Regions from separate parts of the Homo sapiens genome. Here region 1 is linked to region 2. Evidence: chromatin loops called from intact Hi-C (ENCODE). Cell type or tissue: HepG2. All regions are shown on one strand. Each heading gives the region's core, and the rest is flanking DNA. Links, peaks and the distances in the headings are about the cores only.

What was found. Hi-C counts contacts between places; a loop is a spot of excess contacts. Peaks named below come from ENCODE experiments on the same cell type or tissue, not always from the same donor. Only the 100,000 strongest peaks of a DNase experiment are listed, where the experiment ranks them.
Region 1: a loop joins it to region 2, with 5 times the contacts of the local background. A loop is called at or near these places in 1 of 110 quality-filtered maps.

The regions. Positions count from the first base shown.
Region 1 is chrY:7,038,198-7,044,012 of GRCh38, forward strand. It overlaps TBL1Y (transducin beta like 1 Y-linked), which reads left to right. Exons shown (of 19, transcript NM_033284.2): 7 at 4,783-4,928. Among named protein-coding and RNA genes, the nearest start is that of AMELY, 130 kb to the left of the region's middle. In HepG2, for the core only: no CTCF peak of the experiment used is centred there; a DNase peak (open chromatin) is centred at 2,584.
Region 2 is chrY:6,961,701-6,967,515 of GRCh38, forward strand. The region is part of intron 2 of TBL1Y (transducin beta like 1 Y-linked); the gene reads left to right. Among named protein-coding and RNA genes, the nearest start is that of AMELY, 53 kb to the left of the region's middle. In HepG2, for the core only: a CTCF peak has its summit at 3,241 (motif pointing right); a DNase peak (open chromatin) is centred at 3,261.

The DNA of each region.
Region 1 (5,815 bases), core at 430-5,429, 77 kb after region 2:
TTGCACCTTTCACTCCAAATGGACAGGGCTTTATGTGAAGGATCCTTCCATCCTTTCTGTGGTTCTTATTTTAAGGCTTTCTCAGTTTATTTTGATTATACTCTTCTTTTCTCCTTAGGAATAATCTTACCTCGTCTGATTGTCCTCTTTTACTCTAAGGTTTGTGCACAATCGCATGGAAAGAGTGGCTTACTTTTCAGTAGCAACAACCTAGAACCAAGCTGAAATGTGAGGAGAGTAGAGCTGGGAGTAGTGGCCTTTTAGGTGTCACCTCCCCACCGTGGTGGGGTTGATGGAAACATTTTCGATTGTCACAATGGGAGTGGATGCTACTGGCTTGTGGTGGGTAGAGGCCAGGGGTGCTGCTCAACATGCTACAATGTATGGGACTGTGTGCACACAGCAAAGAATGATCCTGCCTAAAAGTCAGCCATGCTGTGATTGAGAAACCTTGCTGAAGAGAGATTCATCAGGAATATGCCTTCCAAGTGGGTGGCAAGGCTGCTGGCTTCAGAAATATCTCCAGCCTAGCCCAGATGTGACACTTAAGGAACCCAACCCATCACCCTCACACTATCTTTCATTGAGGTACCACCAAGCTCTTTATTCTCTTGCACTTTGATTATTCTCCTGCCCCTTAACTACTTCTGCACCTGCCGCTGGAGCAGTCGTGGGTGCTTTGTTTGTCACTAACATTCTCATCTTTGTTCCTGTGTGTGTGTTGTTCTCATCTGTGTTCCTGTGTGTGTGTTGTTGGGCAGAAGAGATGTGTTCAGAGTTGCAGAAAAGCTGAGGAGGCACAAGGCACCAAAGTCTCACCACTCTGGCAGACTGCAAATTAATGTGTTCATTAATTCTGGACCCTAAGTTGGAGGGGTGAGATGCTGGCAGGAGTGCAGGCAGGGCTGGCCCTGGAAGAGAAGCATCTTCTGTGGAGGTGCTGTGTCTTCCAAGTGCCTTCCACAGCACCCTGGCACTTGGCCTCAGCAACCATAGCCTAAGATGCTGATGAATCAGGCCTAAGAGGAAGTGGTCAGGCCTCCTCTATTACCTAGTCCTTGGGCATTGTCTCAGTTTGTTTGGGCTGTAACCAACACCTTAGACTGGGTAATTCATATGCAACAGAAATGTACTGCCCACAGTTCTGGAGGCATCCATGATCAAGGTGCCAGAGATTTGCTTTCTGATGAGGTCCTGTTCCTCAGGGATGGCTCCTTCTGTGTCTTCACATGGTGGAATGTGCAGGGGAGCTTGCCTGAACCTCTTTTATATGGGCACTGATCCCATTCATGAGAGTGAAGCCCTCATGCCTTAATCACTGCCTGAAGTCCCCACCTCTTAATACCATCACTCTAGAGATTTGTCTAGCACATACAAATCTGAAAGGAAAACAAACATCCAGAACATGGCAGGCATTATGCTGTCCCTAAATGAATATCAGAACTAGAAAATATCCTAGTGGCCATTTCATTTGACATCCTCATTGTACCAACAAGGAAACCTGGGAAAGTGACATTTCTACTTGCTACGGTCTTCTCTCTTGATTGACCCTGTCTGGGGAATGGCTCCTGTCCCTTGTGTGTGCCTCATCAGCACCTCGAGGTACTTTTTATCTCCACATTGCAGAGGAGAAAATGCAGATGCAGCCAAATGAGGCAATGTGGACCAGGCACCCAGTGGTAGAGCAAGGACAGAACCCAGCCATCCTGCCTGCTTCTGACATTTTCTCCATTCCACTCGCCTGCTTACCTTCACAAGATCACAAGGCCAAAAATCAATAAGAAAGTCTTAAAAGCAAATGGACTGAAAAAACCACTGATTTAGAGCCCATATAGAGATGCATTCCAAGAAATACAACTAGTAAAGATTTCAGCAGATAAGAGGACTTCTGATAACAGTACGTCCCCTAGGTGTTTATGAAAGTGCCTATTTCCAGTCATGACAACCTGCCCTTTCCAAAAGAGGACCCAAGCTGATGAAAGATGTTCAAGGTAACAGTACTCCTGTATAACTTTATGCTGCGCATTTGTCATTGTGTATCTGCACAAGAAATTCCTTCCAGCAGACAACTTTCAGCTCTCTTTGCAGAAGTCTCAGACTACCCACCCTTGGTCCGTCTTTGCTGGTTCATCTCCTTGTTCCAATAAGCTTTAGTTGAATGTGAATACCGTTGTCCACACAGTCTAGAAATGAAACTTGCATTGGAGAGCATAGTTATGTAGAGAATTAAAGGTATGCAGCCAAACCATGTACTCAACATTAAAAATCCAGATGAGACAGAAATCAGGGGCACACTCTGCCTTGGGTTAGAGTGAGCATTGCACACCATTCTTTACTAGTTGCCTGAGTTGCACCCAGGCTGACTGCTGTTCAGAGCTGCCAGTACTCTAGCTGGACAGCCAGATGGCAATGGAGTCTGTGTCCATGCAGGGAATTCAAGAATTTTTGTTCCTCTGCCTGTGGGTCTTGAAGTGAAAGGTAAAAAGTGTAATCTCGGAGTCACATAGCCTATGGTTCACATTTTGTTTCATCTTCTTATCACATGAACCTTGACCTGATGTTTCCAGTGTTTGTCGTTCTATGTGAAAGAAAAACAGTACCAACACCCAACAGCTACTGCAAAGACTGAGATAGTTTACAGAGTACTCAGGTTTGGTTGAAGATGGTAATGTGGTCAGAATCGGCTCTGTTTCACAGGGCATGTGACTGCAGGTGTCAGTTCTGTGGCCCAGTGTGGTTGCAAGAATGCATGAGTGAGACTGGATGAATAAAATATGCGAGAAGCATGAGACTTTTCTTCCACAGTTGATTTGTCAGCCATGAGGTTTGTTTTTCAGGAGCCGTAATCAGCACCTAATGCTGTATTCTTCTGAATTCAGTAGATGTTTCTTGATGCTGTTTCATGATGGCTAAGAGTGTTTACTGGCTACCCTGGCTTGGATCTCAGGCCCACCCCTACAAACTGAGCAATGGGAGGCTGTCAGTTATCTTCAAAAGATCTCAGACACCTGATTTATCAAGGGGAAAGGGGCAGTGATAGAATGGTGCAGAGAGGCTTAAACCCATTGAGTAGGAGCCACTTGAGTGGCCCCCCATCAGCCATGAGAGTCATGATGTCTATGAGAGAGGAATCACTGTGGCCCAGAGTAGATAAGGAAGATTTCATGCAATGGAGTCTTGAGCCAAGAATGCAGTGAGGTCCTGCTTCATCCATTGACTGGGGGTTTTTCTATTCCACACTTTGCCAAAGACCTCAATGATAAAAGCTTGCAGGTGAAACATGGTATAGCATGGCGGGGAGTAGAGTCATTGGTGAATACAAGGGTGGGTTGCTTCATTTGGTAGGAATGGGTAGATGAAAAGGAAGGTGAATATACAGAGAGAAACAAGTAAGAAGGTTAGGTTCTTGTAAAGAAACTTGGCTTATGTCCTTCAAAAACACAGTGAGGAATTTCAGTGCACCCCCAGACCACCTCTGCACCAGGCAAAGTGACCCAGCCCTGCCAGCTAGGGTTGCCTGTATTAGGAAACTCCCTGCAGCACCCTAGACTTGCCGGCAGTAGGATGCCACCTCCCTCTCTTTGATGAAGGGCTGTCACAGCTTCCCCATCGCCCCTAGACTTCCACAGATGCTCAGTGGCCTTGGCTTCTTTCTTTGAAGCAGGTATCATCCACAAGAGCAAGGCATGGCTTTCTGTATATTCAGTACTGACCCCCCGCCCCCCAACAGCTTCATCAAGAGCCTTTATTCAAAGCTGATCTGAAAACACCTTTAAATTGCCAAGCGTCATTGATCAGCAGCTTCCTACAGTGGCAGTGAAAGAGATGATGCACTGGGGGAGAAAAGGAAAAGAGCCAGTATCTATTAGAAAAGATAAAATTCCCAGTATTCTGAGAAAATGATTCAGTGCCACACCAATCAGTGCACAACGGGCTTGTTTCTGTCTTTGGACTTTGGGTTGTAATGCAATTGCCCCCAGTGCACTTGGGTTCAGTGTTTGCTGTTCCCTCATCTTGGGCTGAAGAAAGGTGCCCTGTGTGCTTGCAGGGGGTGACACAGAGAAGCTTCAGCATGACCTTCTGCAAAGTCATGTGAACCATGGAGTCGGGGGATCCTGGAGTCAAATTTCTTTAACAGGAATGTCCAACTGGGGCACGCAGAGCAAACTCTTTATTGTCTGTTCTCTGCTTTATTCCTTTTTTTTTTTTTTTTGAGATGAAATCTCACTCTGTCACCCAGGCTGGAGTGCAGTGGTACAATTTTGGCTCACTGCAACCTCCGTTTCCCAGGTTCAAGCAATTCTGCTGCCTCGGCCTCCTGAGTAGCTGGGACTACAGGTGTGCACCACCACGTCCAGCTAATTTTTGTATTTTTAGTAGAGACAGGATTTCACCATATTGGCCAGGCTGGTCTCCAACTCCTCACCTCAGGTGATCCACCTGCCTCGATGTGCTAAAATGCTAGGATTACAGATGTGAACCGCCATGCCTGCCCTGGTCTCTGCTTTATTCTTAACAATACTGAAGTGGTTCTACCATTAAAGGCCCTTGTTCTAAGATACCAATTTTGGTCTTCCTGAATCTGAAACCTCTCCCTCTCCCCTTGCCCTTTTCCACCTTACTGAGCCCAAATCAGAAGGGCCCCTGGGCATCCTACAGTGCTGTCTTAGCCCACAAATTAAATGTGTTTGAAATCTGCAGGCCACTTTCAGATCTCAATGGCTGCGCGTCCCTCCTTCAATTTGGGTCTCACTCAACGTCAGCTTTCCTCTCTTGCCGCAGGTTTTTCTCACTCGGCTTTCACGTTTGGGATCGAGAGCCACATCAGCCAGTCCAACATCAATGGGACACTAGTGCCACCGTCTGCCCTCATCTCCATTCTCCAGAAGGGACTGCAGTATGTAGAGGCTGAGATAAGCATCAACAAGGTATGTAGCTGCTGGGCCTGGCCCCCAAACAGCAGAGCCCTGGGAAGGTGCAAGAGGTTGGAACACATTAGAAGCTAAAATGCATTTCCCTCAGGCATTTGGGATTAATTCGGCGGCAGGGTGCAGTGGCTCATACCTGTAATCCCAGGACTTTGAGAGGCTGAGGCAGAAGGATCACTTGAGCCAGGAGTCTGAGACCAACTGGACAACCTGGCGAAACACCATTTCTACAGAAAAATTTAAAGATTAGCTGGGTGTGCTGGTACATACCTGTTGTCCCAGCTACTCAGGAATCTGAGCCGAGAGAATGATACTGCCTAAGCCCACAAGGTCAAGGCTGCAGTGAGCTGTGATCACCCGAGGGCACTCCAGCCTGGGCAACACTGTGAGACCATATATCTAAAATAAATAAATAAATAAATAAATAAATAAATAAATAAATAAATAACGGAAGAACACTCGTTTCCACCCCACTTTGTGTTAACACCTTATTGATGTGTTGTGTGTATACATAGTAACGAGTTTCCAGTGCCCCTCCCACATGGGTCTGTGTATTTTATTTAAACGTGGAATCACTGGCTGCTGAATGATGGAAACAATTACATTGCCACATCTGAAAATGATGCAGCAAACCCTCAACTGCTCTGGGCTTCAGAGTGGACTTTTGCCTTGCACATACTATGATTTGCTCTGTCTTCTTCATTTCTTGGAGTAGGTTGAAGCTGTGTTTCCTGGGAACCTGACAGAGGGCATCACCAGAGGCTACATCAGGGCAGAGAGGTGATAGCTCTTGTGTTAAAGAGAACCTCAAGGATCGCTGTAGAGCTGATGGGGTGGGAGGATGGAATCATAAACCCACATTAAAATTTTGCACTTGGCTGGTATCC
Region 2 (5,815 bases), core at 363-5,362:
AACTATAGAGTGCTAGATTAAGTTGCATCTGGGGAGTGTTATACTCCTTACTGTCTTTTTCCATTTTTTGTTTAACCAATTGAGCTTTGAGTGTTCTATTAGTTCTTTCAGTTATGGCCTGTCCTTGGGGAATTATAGGGGATTCCTGTTGTATGTGTAATTTTCCACTGATTTAGGAATTTTTGAAATGCTTTGCTACAGTATCCTGGCCCATTATCCGTTTTAATTTTTTCTGGAACTCCCATGACAGCAAAACAAGATAATAAATGTCTTTTAACATGGGAAGTACTTTCTCCTGTCTGGCAGGTTGTCCACATGAAATGTGAATAGGTATCAACTGTCTCATGGACAAATGACATTTTTCCAAATGAAGGTACATGTGTGACATCCATTTGCCATAATGCATTAGGACATAAACCTCTGGGATTAACTCCTGCCTCCTGAGTGGGCAGGTGTAAGACTTGACACTGAGCACAATGTAGTACAATATTTTTTGCTTGTTTCCATGTGATATAATATTTATTTTTTAATCCTGTTGCATTTACATGAGTCAGGGCGTGAAGTTCTTGTGCTTCCATGAAATCAGATGATACTAGGAAGTCAGCTTGTTCATTTGCCTTAGTTAAAGGCCGTGGTAAATTAGTATGTGCTCGAATATGAGTAATATAAAGTGGGAAATTTCTTTTTCTTATAGTTTATTGTAACAATTTAAACAGCTGATTTAACTGATCACCCATACTATATTTGATTAGGGCTGTCTCAACATCCTTTGTAGCCTGTACTACATATGCAGTATCTGAAACAATGTTAATAGGCTGATTAAATCTTGTTTAACACTGAAATGACAGCAGCCAATTCTGCTCTTTGAGCTGAGTGATATTGAGCTTCAATGACTCGTTCTTTTGGCCTGATGTAAGCTGCTTTTCCATTGCTGGAACCATCAGTAAACACTGTCAGAACATTTTTGAAAGGTTTTTTTCTGGTAATTTTAGGTAAAATCCAAGTAGTCAATTTTAAAAACTGGAAGATTTTTGTTTTTGGGTAATGATTATCAATAATTCCCACAAAATCAGCAAGACCAGTCTGCCATGCAGACTGAATTGATAAAGGCTTGTCTAACCTGTTCCTTGTTTAAAGGGACAATGATTTTATCTGGGTCACTTCCACACAATTTTACTATTCGTAGTCTTGCCTGACCAATTAATGTAGCCATTTGATCTAAGTACAATGTAAAAGTCTTTACTGTGGGGAAGGAATGGCCACTCCACAATATCTGTATTTTCAACAATAATGCCTGTTGGAGAGTGTGCAGTAGCAAAAATCTAAAGTTGGAGTGGGGCTGTATAGGAAGACTGGAATAGTGATCTCTGCATGCCACTGTTCTAACAAGTCTCGGCCCCATAAATTAATTGGAATAGAAGTAATCATAGGCTGAACTGTACTCTCTTGATGCTCAGTTCCTAAACAATGTAAAATCATGGACTTTGATACACTTCTGAGGCGGTGCCCACACCAACAAGTCCTGTAACGGACTTGTTTAGGTCAATTTTTTGGCCATTGATTTAAGGCAAGGATAGAAACATCAGCCCCCATATCCATGATTCCTTCAAACTGCTTTCCCTGAATAGTAACTGTACACACAGGTCTATTCTCTGAGAGCTGACTAGCCCAATAAACAGCATTTCCAGCAGGGTTGGTACTTCCAAACCCTCCTGTTTTTTCTGTTTTGCTATCCCCAATTTTGATATAAGGCAAGAACAGTAACTGAGCAATTCTATCACCTGGATTGGCACTCCAGGGAACAGTAGAGCTAATCACTAACTGAATTTCCCCTTTATAATCAGAGTCAGTTACCCCAGTATGAATTTGGACTCCCTTCAAATTTAGACTTGATTTTCCTAAAATAAGGCCTACTCTCCCTTCTGGCAGCGGGCCATGTACCCTTGTAGGAATCTTTTGCAGGGGCTCTCCAGGGAGTAAAGAAATCGTAAATCTTTACATAATCATAAAGAACATAAATCTACTGCCGTGCTGCCTGCTGTGGCGGGGGATAACTGTTGTATTGTTGTAATTAGCTGATTTCCTGAAATGGTGGTATTTACTGTGGGGGTTGTTGTCCCTGAAAACCCTGAGGAACAAATGGCTGAATCAGGAATGCCCCACTTTGTTGCGGGGCCTGGGGCTGGCCCTGTTTGCCATTTCCTGACAATGGTTGCCCATTTTTATCAAATTTAGAAGGACATTTTTTAGCCCAGTGTTTTTCTTTTCCACATTTTGGACACAGGCCAGGTGGCTGTTTACTTTTGCTCTGTTTATTTAAGCCTGGGCAATTCTTTTTTAGATGACTGATTTGACCACAATTATAACATTTTCCCCCAAATGTTTTAACTTGTCCTCCTAAAGCAACCCCCTAATTGCTTGAGCCAATAGCATTGCCTTATGCATAGCTCCTCCAATCCCATCACAAGCCTTCACATATTCTGTAATTACATCAACTCCTGCTGAAACCTTTCCTCTTAATGGCTTTATGGCTGATTGACATTCTGGATGTGCATTTTGGTAAGCCATTATTTCTACAATAACTTTTCAGGCATTATTATCTGCAATGGATTTTTGAGCTGCAGCATGCAACCTTGCCACAAAGTCTGGATATGGCTCTTTAGAGCCTTGTCTGATTGAACTAAAAGAAGGGCAGGCAGATCCTGGGTCCTGAATCTTTTCCCAGGCCCTGAGGCAAATAGCCCTTAGTTGTTCAATAGCCTCATTTTGCATTATTGATTGTTGGTTAATAGTGCTCCAATTTGGACCTGTTCCTAGCAATTGATCTGCATCTATATGGACAACAGGATAAGTAGCCTGATTTTTCTGTACATATTCTTGTACTCCATCAATCTACCAGGTTTTAAACTGTAGGAATTGAGAGGGTGAAAGGGAAGATTTAGCCAAAATTTCCCAATCCTAAGGAATAAGTCTATTTCCAAGAGCAATGGAATCTAATAATGTTCTCATACAAGGAGAGTTGGGTCCATATTGTTTAACTCCTTCCTTCATATCTTTTAACATTTTCATGGTGAAAGATTCATATCTACACTCAGTTCGGACAGACGCTCCTGCTTGACTCCCTTTCCCGGCCGGGTGGGTTGTAAAATTACTGGGAACTGCCATGCCTCAAGATCTCCCTGTTTTCTGGCTTTATCAATGATTTCATGGAGTGCACTATCTTGTCCACTAGGTGGTACTGTAGGATCAAACACCATTGCCGTGGGATGTTGATATAGTGCCCTGCTATTTGGGTTGGGCGCACCACCTGAGTTCTATACTGAACCTCTGGAGACGGCCGATACTGAAATTCGGCTGGCGGCTGGTGTTGATAAGCTGCCGGTGGTTGGGTTTTATTTTCCACCAGCTGATATTGTGGATACTGTGTCTGGATTGGCATTTGAGGTTGTAATGTCACAGGCATCTGAACCGCGGGAGAAGGAGTTGGTGGCCATCATCGTCTAAACTCTGATGGCCCAAATAATTCTGGACCTTTTCCCCCCAATTTTGATGGTTCAGGATATATTACTTCCTGTAACTGATTATAGTCAACATTTTGCCTTGACTGAGCCATTACAGACTCTACTACATTTTTACAATGTGAACTTCCCATTCCTTCCTTGAACTCTGCTCCTGCCTCTTCTTCACAATCTATTACACAGCTTTCAGGGACATCAGAAACTGAAACGCTAGCCAATCAGGGAATGACATTGCAGTAGGGGCTACCTGCGACAGGAATAGGAACCCCTTCCCCTCCTTGCTCAGGTGTGTTCTCACCATTGCTCCATCTGCGAGTCATACCCTTCTATAAAACTAAAATTGCCATGCTAAGAAAATGTATGTTCGAGGGCTATTTTTTTTGTGGCACTGAAACTTTATTTCTAACAGTCTGGAAAGGTGTTCATCTCAAACAATACTGCCCCTGATGGAAGTATAATAAAAGTACTGCAAGGTCTAACTGCTCTGTCCAATGAGTTAGCCAAAAACTCAGGGGTAAATGACCCCTTCACAGGGTGTCTAGAAAATGGGTAGGTAAATGGAAAGGAATCATATCCTCAATTCTTTCTTCTCTCGCAAGCTTTACTTTGAAGCAAAGGCAGGAAAACTCGAAGCGGGAGGGAACTCCCAGGTCACAGATAGGTGAGACACCAGTGGTTACATTATTTTGAGTTTGCGCTTCCTAGCTTGAGTTTTTGGGAGCCCAAGATATTTTTCTTTTACGTAAATGTGCATTGGAATTTAAGCATATTTGGTATATAAAACAATACCAATTTAGCCAGCGTTTACATGTCTATGTAAATCGAGTTTATGGACAGACACTTTGCATATTTTTCCTTTTTTTTTTTGGTGAGACAGAGTCTCACACTGTTGCCCAGGCTGGAGAGCAGTGGTGCAATTTCAGCTCACAGCAAATCAAGGGATTTTCCTGCCTCAGCCTCCTAAGTAGCTGGGATTACAGGCATGTGCCACCATGCCTGGCTAATTTTTGTATTTTTAATAGAGATGGGTTTCTCCATGTTGGCCAGGCTGGTCTTGAACTCCTGACCTCAGGTGATCCACCTGCCTCGGCCTTCCAAAGTGCTGGGATTACAAGCATGAGCCACGGTGCCTCGCCTGCATATTTTTCTTGATTTGTTCATGTAGAAAATAGTTTCTTCCTAAAGAGATTTTGTGTTAAAACAATGCCTGGTTGAAAGTGTTAGATGCCTTAGATTTAGTTTTCCTCTTTTTGCCTGAAAGGGTTGAATGCTGAGGCATCTAGTATTCTTGTGTATGGGAATATTCCCATGTAATTTTTGTTTCTAGTCCTGTTGCTTCCTGTGTTAAAAATAAGACTAAGGTGTGTAGCTGCACCTATAGTTCAAGATGAAGGGGTCTGTGTGAGAAATACAGTGTTTGCACGTGTGTATGTAAGTGAGAGAGAGATGACATACAGAGTGCACAACCTCTTTGTAATACCCAGTTGACTCAGTGAAATCTGACTCTCTGAGCTGGCCTCTGGGCGTAGCTTGCCTACCCCAGGTCTAGATCTTACTGGTTGTGTAGTTTTTCAGCACTCAGATGTTGAGAGCTATGTATTTCTCAGAGCAGTCTTCTCTCTCTCTCTCTCTCTCTCTTTTTTAATGTGCATAGGTGCATATAAAAATTGTGTGCCTTGTTTAGATGAGATCGGGGTGTTCAGGATAGTATAGCTGTGGATCCTATCCCTTTTCAAGGATGATAGATTTATTGCTAGGCATGTTCTGGAAGGAGATTTTTGTTTTGTTTCTGTGGGGTTCCCTTTTTGCTCAATGAATGAATTGGTTATTTGAAGGCATTGGTTATTTATTCCATAAGCACAGGGTGGTGGCCTCTGCGCAGGCCCATGCTTGAAGGTACTTGCACTAGGGACAGTTGCTTTCTTCCCTCCTGGAGTTGATAGAGTTGAGGGGAGGCAGATACTGGAAAGCAGCCACAAATGCACCAAAATGTGCAGTGGACTGAGAGTGGCCAGGATGTGAGGAGTTACTACAGCTGCAGCACAGACCAGCATCACGAGAGTTTAAGTGTAGGAGAGGGACTATTGAGGGAGAAGGACAAAAGACACATTTACCCTACAGATTGAAGAAAATTACTATAGGGGTTTCTTCTCTGTTATACTCATTGTGGTGTGACTTTTTTTTTTTTGAGACAGACTTTCGCTCTTGTTGCCTAGGCTGGAGTGCAATGATCTTGGCTCACTGCAACCTCTGCCTCCTGGGTTCAAGTGATTCTCTTGCCTCAGCCTTCTGAGTAG